Linked DNA regions of Homo sapiens: region 2 is linked to region 1. A link is an interaction called in ENCODE POLR2A ChIA-PET data of the cell type or tissue named here. Cell type or tissue: MCF 10A. All regions are shown on one strand. Each heading gives the region's core, and the rest is flanking DNA. Links, peaks and the distances in the headings are about the cores only. Region 1 overlaps FSTL4 (follistatin like 4). Region 2 overlaps FSTL4 (follistatin like 4).

Region 1 (5,371 bases), core at 96-5,095:
TGACAGGTTTTGAGCCCCTCGTGGCTGGGCAGGGTCTGTGTTTGGTCTTGTGGGTACTGAATATGAAGCTGTTTCCAGATGAACAGCAACATCGCTCCAAACAGTTCAATTCAGTGAGCGGGCCAGGAGTGGGGCCTGGGCAGACCCAGACAGGCCTGGGAGGGGCAGGCAGCAGCCTCTCCCTGGCTGTGCTGCTGAGGGTGCCTGGGGCTCCCTGTCCCACCATGGGGGACCCCCGGGACAGAGGGGCCTCTACTACAGGGCCCCTGCAGCCTGTCTCCAAAACTCTCATCTAAGGCCTGCAGAGTCCGCAAAGCCCCACCCTCAGAAAGGTTAAGTCACTCACTCCCAGGGCTACCTAGTTAGTAAGAGGTGGGGCTGGAATACTCAAAATACATTAATCATTTTTTAAAATAATAATTGTTCTTTACTGAGGCATTACTTTGTGCCAGGCACTACGTTAAATCATTTATATTATATGTAGTTCAGTCCTCAAACAGGTACTATTAGTAACCCCAGTTTACAGATGAGATGACTGAGGTTGGGCAATAGCACAGCTGGGATTAAATCCAGGCAAGTCCAAGTCCAAAACAAACAGCCTTTCTCTGCTTTCCTGAGGCAGGAGATTGGGGATAAGGCATGAGGGAGAGATGCAGAGTGCTTGTGATGTGGCAGTCATGGAAGGCAGGCTCCCTGGAGGAGGTGGTGTTTGGCATTTGAATGGCATCCAGAAGGATGTGTGTGATTGGAGTAAAGGGCAGGAAGAACAGTGGGAGCAAAGAAAGACACTGAGGCTGGAGGACACAGAATACATTCAAGAAACGGCACTGCTGTCATCCTAGAGCAGAGTGCGGGCAGCAGGAGGCAGTGGGGACCACAGTGTCAGGTCAGTCAGACTATAGAGGCCTGGAATGAGAGGCCAAGAACAGCCATCCAAAGCTCTGGGCAGGGGAGAAGCAGATCCAGGGCTGAGCTGGTTGGGATGCCTATGCCTGCATCTTAGGAAATGAAATGACCCAACTGCGGCCTCCATCATAGGCCAGCACCCAGGTAGCATCCTGAGCCACTGCTGATTTAAGAGATGTGCATGCAGCTGTCATTCACAGACTCCCAGCAATAGTGTTCACCTCCTCGGTAGAATAGTCACCTACAAAGCATTTTTTTTTTTTTTTTTGAGATGGAGTCTCGCTCTGTCACCCAGGCTGGAGTGCAGTGGTGCGATCTCAGCTCACTGCAAGCCCCACCTCCTGGGTTCATGCCATTCTCCTGCCTCAGCCTCCCGAGTAGCTGGGACTACAGGCGCCCGCCACCACACCTGGCTAATTTTTTGTATTTTTAGTAGAGACGGAGTTTCACCATGTTAGCCAGGATGGTCTCGATCTCCTGACCTTGTGATCCACCCGCCTCAGCCTCCCAAAGTGCTGGAATTACAGGCGTGAGCCACCGCGTCCGGCCAACCTACAAAGCTTTAACACACTGAAAGCAGAGGATTTCTGCCTGAAAAGCACTGGTATTTGGACTTGTGAACATAAAGATGGGAATGCAACCAGGCAATGCAGGGGCTGCCTAGAGTCAAGGGTTTGTTTTTAAGTAAGAGAGACAGAATGATATTTACAATCAGTACTTCTCAAATTAGGTTTTCTTTTTATGGGATTGAAAATTCTCCATTCAAGCCCCATGGAGAGATGTGGTCTGAGGGCAGCATTGAGGCGATCAGTGTGTCTTAAAACTTCCAGACGCTCACAGACACTTAAAGTAAAAACAGAGAGAAACAAAATTGTTTCCAAAAAGCAGCAAAGAAGGCTGATCTGCTTGTTAGGATCCTTGCAGTCCACTGTGGGCCAGCTCAGATGCCACCTCCTCCAGGAAGCCCTCCCTAAGTCCCCTGCCTGCAGTCCTACCTTGCTTCAGATGCATAGTGGAGGGTCCCCAATGTGATGATGTGGCCTCCAGCTGGGGCAACATCCATGGGCTCCAGAGAGCCACAGGGGTCATGAGTTGACTTTTTAAGCCTTTTGAACCATAGCCTATGGGTGAGAAGAAAGGTTTTTGTCAAGATTGAAGAGGCGATTAACTTGTAGCGGGTGGATGTACATCAAAAACGTGCTCCACAGAAACAAGATCTCTTCAGAAAAAGTTAGGTCTCATTGCAAGTGTTTTTACATGCCTGAATGTGGAGATCTGGGTAGGGCCTCCAAAGCTCTAAGGTCCGTTGTCCCTCTCTGTTAGTACCTAGCAAGTGTTAACCGTGTGCCTGATACATGCTAAATACTTTTCACATATTCAGTCCTCACTAAAAGTCTATGAGGCAGATTCTGAGTCCCATTTTAAAGAAGAGGAAACTGAGGTCCAGAGAGGTTAAGAAATTTGCCCAAGGTTGCATAGTCAGTAAATGGTGGAGTTGGGATTAGAACCCAGGCTCCTAAGCACTGCACAACATCACACCCAGGGATGCTTAGAGGTCAGCCTTGTGTCGTGACCATGTCACACACACACCTAGGTTGCAAGTGCCATGGACACAGGGCAGGTCAGATTCTGCTGTGCTCAGGCACCCAGGACAGGGCTTGGCACAGAGCTTAGTTATTGGTGCCCTGGCAGGTGGGGCCACCGATCCAGCTCCCTTCCTAGGACTTCGTGCTCTGGGCAAGTGGTCAACCCTGAGAGTGCTGACAGCCCAGTGGACAGGTCTTGGCAAAGTCTATGCCTGGGCGTGGCCTAGCCTGCAGGCCCATCCTGAGGTTTATGGAAAGTGAATCACCAAACCGGGCCAGGTGGTGCTGAGCTGGGTGCAGCTGGGGCAGCGAAGGAGCCATTGGACCTCATAGTCTGAGTGATCCTCAGAGACTGACTCGCCAGGGAGTTTTGTGTGACTGACTGACTCCACAGCTGGGAGCTTTGTGTGACTTCCTCACAGAGGAAGATCACGTGAGATGAGTGAGGGAGGCTCCTTGTGGTGGCAGGACATGCCCTTGGCCTTGGAGGAAACAGGGAAATCATTCCTTTGGAACTGTTAAGAGGAAAATGTGAGAATTCAGATCCTACTCCATGGCAGTTCTGAGGGTAATATTTTAGGGCCAAGGGAATGGGGCACCTTTCCTGCCCAAGTCAGAGAGAACCTTTGGTACCAGAGGCAGCCTTCAGGGAAAGGCTAGGGTCCCAGCCAGCTGGCACCTGACTGAACCTCACTTGAGCTGTATGTGTTCCCCTCATTCTGCCAGGACACTGGTCAAAGCTGAAATATTATTACTATTACAAGATTTTAGCAGTGCCACCTCCATCAAGATTTCCATTTGTCTTCTCGCTTCTCTTCTCATTGTTTACAAATATTTCTTGACTTCTCTCTCTTCTTTCAAACAGTGCCCTGCCCATTTATAATCAGAAGACAAATAAACTTTGTGCAAATCTCCCTGTTCCCTCATGAACTAGCCAGGCATAGAAGGGGCAACACCAAGGGTGTGCCTATTGACTCAATGCCATGTTTTGACCACTCTCAGGGCCGCCCAGTGGGGCTTCCATAGCATCACCTATCATCTTGTGCCCACTTACTCCAGAGCCTTCGCTGGCTCCCTATTTCCCACCTCACCAAGTCTGAGCACCTCTGCCTGCTCGTTAGGTCTCGTGCCCTAGCCAGTCCTTTCACAGCACCCTGACACCCTACTCAGCCTGTCTCTTCCCGTGGGTCTGTTTACTCCCCTACCCTACCCCAGGACTTCCTCCAAGCAAAAAGCTAATATGTTAAGGAAGGCAAGGACCATGTCAGATATCCTCCAGCATCTGACACCGAGCATCCTCTCCAACTTGAGACAGTTTATAATCATTTCAAAGTAGAGAATGCCAAGAAGACTGGCCTGTGGGGGTTCATCCAAATCTTGGATGCCTGAATCTTCTCCAGGAGGGTTGCCCAAGGACTTAAGAAAAAGAGCGAGTGTCCAAGGCAGAGTCCAAGGAGTGGTTCCAGAGCAGCACATGCCAGGGGCTGTGTCTGCACAGGTTGAGTGGGAAGAGGAAGAGGATAATGGCAAGGATGTAGAGGGAGGAGACTGCCCGGGCAGGCACTGCTCACATCAGCAGGGCGTCAGCAGCAAAACTACTGCTGCCCTCTGCCCACTCCTTCCCCTCCCTCCAGTCCCACTTCTGCCCTGAGGGGCATCTGTCTTAGGATCAAGAAGAAATGTCACACTCCAACAATTGAAGGATAGTGTTTTTAATGACTTGACTCACTCTAATTAGAGGAAGCAACACTTTGATTAGCAGCAGTCTGACCTGGGAGCATGGACTTGTGAGAATTGCTCCTTATGATGTGCTTGGAGTTCCAAATTTGCAGATGGTCTCTCTGAGGTTGGGGCTGGATCAGCGTGAGAGAAGGGACAGTGCTGGGCAGCCCCCTCCCACATCTGTGGAGATAACATCTTGCCTTCTACATGTGTCTCCTGGTCTTTGCCTGATATGGTTTGGTTCCATGTCCCCACCCAAATCTCATGTTGAATTGTAATTCTCAATGCTGGGGGAGGGACCTGATGGGAGGTGATTGGATCATGGGATCAAATTTCCCCCTTGCCACTCTCATGATAGTGAGTTTCCACAAGATCTGATGTTTTCAAAGTGTGTAGCACTTCCGCCTTTGCTCTTTCTCTCCTGCTCTGCCATATTAAGACATGCTTGCTTCCCCTCTGCCTTCTGCCATGATTGTAAGTTTCCTGAGGCCTCCCAGCCATGCTTCCTGTACAGCCTGAGGAACTGTGAATCAACTAAATCTCTGTTCTTCATCAATAACCCAGTCTCAGGTAGTTTTTTATAGCAGTGTGAGAACAGACCAATATATTGCCCTACACCCATGCAGTGCTGTGAGCCAACAGCCCACTGTCCAATTCCTCATAATGGTTTCTATGAGCCACTGCCCCTGGCAAATGCACCTTATGGTCAAACATCTCCAGGGCCTGCTCTCAATTCTACCCCAAGCAGCACTAGAATTTCCTTACCCCTGGGGATCTGCTGCCCCAGGTCTGTATAGGAAGGAATGCCACCATGTGTCTGGCATTATTTGGGATGAACAAGAAGGTGAGAGAGAGAAGTGGAAAGCAGACTGTCCCCCTGGATCTGGACCATGTAATAGACTCCTCACCAGCTGTGTCTCTTGTATTGCTTTCTTTGTCACTTGCCAATGGACACATCTTTCCAAGACAGGGCCCAGGTCACTGTCCACCATTTGGACAAGGGCCAGCCCCACCAGATGGAGTCTCAAGGCACGGCATGGCCCCGTTAGAGCCTTGGAGAACACTGCCACACACACACACACAGACACACACACACACACACACACACGCTAGGCTTAAAGGCCCAGAGGACCCCAGGAAGCGCAGCACACCTTTAG
Region 2 (5,371 bases), core at 48-5,047, 51 kb after region 1:
CCTCGACAGCTATTTTTTGAGGGCCCACTGTGCACCAGGACTGTGACAGGCACACAGGGCACAAGCCTCCCTGCCCTCCTCTGCAGAGCTCACATTCTGCAGGGGAAGACAGACAGCAAACAAGGTAAGTACAGAAAGCAGCAGGCGGCACAGCAGTGCGTCCACAGGAGGCGCCAAGCAGGGTGTGGGGAAGAGGTTAGGCTCCAGAAATGGGGCTGCCAGACAAGGTTGGAGCAGACTTGCAGGAGAGGGAGACAGACAGACAGCCTGGGAGGAGGGGAGCATGCCTGGCACACTAGAGCAACAGCAAGGGGAGTGTGCGAGGCAGTAGGGTCTGAGAGGGGCTGGCCCCCAGCAAACAAGGCTCTGAGTATGAGGGGCGTGATGTGGCTGGCTCAGGGCAGAGTCTGTGGGCCGGAAGCCGGGGTCCCTGGCATCACCCAGGAAGGTGGCAGCTGGCCAGAGCAGGAGCGATGGAGGTGGTGAGAGAAGACCCCACTCTGAATGAATCTGCAAGGAGAGCCTAGTGTCTCAGCCCCTGGGGAACTGGGCTTTTGTTTTGTTTTCTGGATTGGGGTTTTCAGGGTTTTTTTTTTCCTGAGGATTAAATACATACAAGGTGACGTGTAAGTTCCCGGCACACGGTAACCTCTTGAAGACCGTATGTTGGTATTAATGGGTATCAACCTGAGGTTGATATCTGGGAACAGTGGCCTTGGGACAGCCCTCAGAGCCCAGGGCCCATCTCAACCTGAGGAATGTGGTGGTGCTGATGACTAAACACCACCACACAGGTGGTGATGAGGGCAGGGCCTGCCAGAGCCTGAGGCCAGCTTCAAGGGCCATCATGAGAAGGGGCTGTGGATGTGAAGGCTCAGGAAGGCAGTTTGGAGGGAAAATGCCAGCAGGTCCACAGCGCCAGGCTCCCTGCAAGCAGCTCTGGTTTTTGCCCTCTCGGATGGTGTCTGCCCTGGGACCCACCAACTGGGACGCTGAGGAGTTTCCAAGCCCTGCCACCCTTTTCCCTTTGAAATGGCTGTACCATTTCAGGATGCCATCTCACCACTGAGACTCCAAGCTAAACAGATTTTCCTCCAGACTTAAGTTTTGACACAGGAAACAGCTTAGACTAGAAATATGTCGGTCCCAGAATTGACTAGTCATTAACTTTTCATAAACAACTTAGATATGAACCTTTTATGACTCTTATGATACAGGACAAATCAGCTATCTGGTGTTTTATTTTATCATGGAGGCTTCCGCAGAATGGTAGAAAAGGGCTCTTTGAAGCAGAGCAGTGTTTCACAACAAACTCTCAGGGTTTCCGCAGCCCTCTGCAACATTTTACTTCTTTGAGAGCACTGCTAGGAGTTTTTATCCTGACCCTCCCTGCAAGCAGGCTGCATGTGCTCACCATCTACCTTCCTGCCTTTGCCCTACCCCAAGCTTCACTCTGGGCCGGCACCCCTTCATCCAGCTAATTAGCCAGAAAGTGTCTTTTTTTTTTTTTTTTTTTGGAGGTGGGGTCTCGCTCTGTCACCCAGGCTGGAGTGCAGTGGCACAATCTCAGCTCACTACAACCTCCGCCTCCCAGGTTCAAGCAATTCTCCTACCTCAGCCTCCTGAGTAGCTGGGACTACAGGCGCCCGCCTCCACGCCCAGCTAATTTTTTTGTTTGTTTGTTTGTTTTGTATTTTTAGTAGAGACAGGGTTTCACCATGTTGGCCAGGCTGGTCTCAAACTCCTGACCTCAAGTGATCCACCTGCCTCGGCCTCCCAAAGTGTTGGGATTACAGGCATGAGCTACCATGCCCGGCTCAGAAAGTGTCTTTAAGGGGTTTCGGGACCATTGTGGCCGGGCCCTCTGGAGTGTTAGCAAGAGAGAACATCAGCATTTCAGGAACAGGAGCTCACATGAGTATCAGCGGAGGACCCAGGGAGCTGCCCTCAGCTGCTTTTAGCCCTCATGCCACCACGGCCTTCTCTCCTGCCACCAGAATGCTTCTGTGGGAAAAGGGAGCTCAGAAAGGGCCAGGGAAAGGCAGGAGGGATGATTTGGTGTTTTCTCCAGGGGTCAAGAGGAGTTTTGCATCTTCTGCTAATAATAACAAGAAAAATAACATCCCCTGTGTATATCATGCATCCCACATTCAAAAATACACTCACATGCATTTTCTCACCGGATCTCCCAACACCACATAAGGCAGGCAGGCCGTATATATTGTCCACAATTTACAGGTGGAGAAGCCAGTGCCCAGAGAGACTGGGTACATTGGTCAATGGCAGAGCTCAAGCTAAATCCTGGATGTCCTGAGTTCCCATCACTCCCCACAGATGACAGTGCACAACCCCCTTGCTCATTAGTGAGCCTGGGCCTTCTCTGTACCATCAGCTCTGAGCACCATATCCTGGGAAATGTTTGGTAGCCAAGGCCCAACCTGATGAGGGCTCTCTGTAGAAAACGGGTAATTCCAATTCCTGGCATGTCTGTAGTTGGTGCCTGGAAGGGCCAGCATTGGGCACAGGTCTGCAAAAGGGAATGCAGCTGACTGGGCAAGTGCTTGGTGCCCAGTGCTCATCAGGGGACTCTGATGCAGCCAAAAGCCCCTCCTGCCCATCCCTCCTCTGTGCACTGGCCCAGTAAGACCCCATCGTGTGAGGCTGCAGAGATGACAGTGCTGAGGCTTATTGAGCCATTTCCTGTGGAACCCATGGGCATCCGCCCTTCCTAGTGCTCTTTGATGTTCCTGCCCTGGTTTTTTTGTTTGCCCCATTTTCCCTTTAGTTCTATTTCCCTTCCCTTGGGTTACCAAGATCTCTGCAAGCAGCCTGAAATCATGCTGGGATTGAGGTGGGATCTAAACCATAGGCAGGCCAACTGCAGCCCATGGGCCAAATCCAGGCCACCAACTTTAAATAAAACTTCAGTGGAACACAGCCACGTTCATTAATTTATGTGTCTTGAAGGCTATTTTCATGCTGTAGTGGCGGAGTTGGGTATTTGGCAGAAACTGTGCTACCCATGAAGCCAAAAATATCTGCTCGCTAGCCCCTTAAGAAAGTCAGCTAACCCCCGCTCTAAACAAGGCCTGGCCTCCGGAAACAGAGCTGCTCATCAGGTGAGCAACACCCCTGAGAATCAAGCAGGCAGCCGGTAAATGGGGGGACACGTGGGCCTAGTTGCTTGAAATTGAGAGGGCGTGTGCTGGGGGATGTGTTCAAACCGGGCCTCGTGGAGGAGGGGCCAGGTACACAAGGCCTTAAACAGATGCAGAGGTCTGGGCCCACAATGTGGAGGCAAGATGGGGTTGCTGCTGCCCAGGACGGCTCACCCCTGCAGACAGCTCTGGCTGAGCAAGGGCCAGGCAGAAAGGAACTCTCTCCCAGCTGCAGGATTTCTGGAAAACCAGGAGACAGCTATGGTTTCCAGCCCGTTCAATAAAGAGGCCAGTCTCATCGTCATCTTTGCCCTGTGCAGGACTTTGGAGAGGATGATTCCCTGTACATCACCAAGGTGACCACCATCCACATGGGCAATTACACCTGCCATGCTTCCGGCCACGAGCAGCTGTTCCAGACCCACGTCCTGCAGGTGAATGGTTAGTAAATGGCTCCATGCATGTTGTCCCCTCATAGCCTCCCCAAACTGCTGCTCAGATCAACCCTCGCCCCCTCCTGTATTCTGTCTTCTTAAAGAAATATCTAACCCCAAAATATATCATCTCTCTTATAAGTAAAGGGGAACCGTGTGGAAAGGGCAAAGTCTGTTGACCAATTTTCATATTTGGCTCCACCCAAAGCCTCCACAGGTGAAACAAATCCAAGTGCCATGGCGTGAGCCATTCAGGCCAGTCACGCTCAGCAGCTGGGGCTGCCACAGACAGTGTGGAGCATGGAGCATGCCCCTTAGGCAACACAGTGCTGGTGAGCCGCTGTGGCCTCTGGGTCTAGTGCGAGCAGAAACTGAAATCCACCACTCCTTCCAGGTGGTATGGAACCATATCACTTGTTCAATTAGGAGGCTCTATTTCCTCCGACAAGGGCTTGTGTCCGTCTCCCTCCCCAGGAGGCCCAATGAGCCTCATCTTAGCCAAGCCAGGACAGAAACTGAGGCTTGGAAGCTTTTCCTTGATTCTCACAGGCCCTGTGTTGCCAGGAGTCCCAGAAACTGAAGAATTCACTGCCTCCTGATGACAGTAGCCAGGGTTTTCCCAGCACTTGCCTTGGTCAGTCCCTGTACTCAGCCCTTCACATGGACCTTCCCATCCACGTATCTTAATCCAGTTCATGGATGATTTGCTAAAAAAGGTCACTTGCCTGGGGTCACACAACTGCTGGGTGTTGCTCTGGATCCAGACCCCATACTCTGACCTCTAGGTCACACTGCTGGCTGCCTCAACCTCGTCTGATGAAATAGAATATGTATATAATGCTTGGGAAATGCCTGGCAGAGGATGTAGTTCACAGTCCAAGGTAGGGTAGATACGGGGGTGATTGTTGGTGTAACTCAAGCCAAATTTAGCTATATTTGGTGGACACAGATGGTCAGAGCTGGTGGCCCCTCAGAGAGCCTCCTTCCCATTATACAGTTTGGAAAATCAAGACCCAGAGAAAACGTTCAAGCCAAGAATAGAATATAGGCTGCTTCTCCCTGGAGCTGCCACACTGCCAGCAGTGGGGTCAAGATTCCATGCACAGGCGGGGCCACCACCTTCTGGGACTTCCCCTTCCATGACTCTGCCCTGATTTGGTTGACTAAAGAAACCATTCCAGCAACTACTTCCTCTCTCAAATTATTAGTATAACTTGCCCATAGCCCAGACCTCCCAGAGATGCGGCCCGAGCACTGACGTGATTTATAACTTTGGGTAAACCTCTTGCATTGCTTTCATAGGAAGGAAAAAGAAATCAGACATAAATGATTAATCCATTAAATTAAAAACACCCTTGACCTCCCCACAGTTCAGACAAGTAGCGATTCATTCCCAAAAACACAATAATAACCTCCTGAATCTGTTTATTACTCCCGCATGCTACTTTCGTGACTGTGCCTCTTAAGGATCTATTTACGCTGCCTTTCACATTGGGAATGGTCGGTGTTTCCCAAAGACAGCGGGCCTTTGTGTTATGGATGCAAATATTTTCACTTGAAGATTTTCAAATTTAAGAGAAAATGAGGCCGGTGTGCTGGCTCACGCCTATAATCACAGCACTTTGGGAGGTTGAGGCTGGATCGCTTGAGTCCAGGAGTTCGAACCCAGCCTGGCCAACATGGTGAAACCCTGTCTCTACAAAAAATGCAAAAATTAGCCATGTGTGGTGGCACGTGCCTGTAATCCCAGCTACTTGGGAGGCTGAGGCATGAGAATTG

What was found. ChIA-PET counts read pairs that join two places held together with the same protein. Peaks named below come from ENCODE experiments on the same cell type or tissue, not always from the same donor. Only the 100,000 strongest peaks of a DNase experiment are listed, where the experiment ranks them.
Region 2: POLR2A ChIA-PET joins it to region 1 with 10 read pairs; 2 of 35 experiments call an interaction of 5 or more read pairs at or near these places.

What each region holds. Positions count from the first base shown.
Region 1 is chr5:133,283,191-133,288,561 of GRCh38, reverse strand. All of the region lies in intron 6 of FSTL4 (follistatin like 4), which reads left to right. Among named protein-coding and RNA genes, the nearest start is that of FSTL4-AS1, 29 kb to the right of the region's middle. In MCF 10A, for the core only: a CTCF peak has its summit at 847 (motif pointing right); DNase peaks (open chromatin) are centred at 871 and 2,741.
Region 2 is chr5:133,231,645-133,237,015 of GRCh38, reverse strand. It overlaps FSTL4 (follistatin like 4), which reads left to right. Exons shown (of 16, transcript NM_015082.2): 8 at 3,479-3,599. Among named protein-coding and RNA genes, the nearest start is that of FSTL4-AS1, 22 kb to the left of the region's middle. RefSeq lists an enhancer at 532-1,396. In MCF 10A, for the core only: no CTCF peak of the experiment used is centred there; no DNase peak of the experiment used is centred there.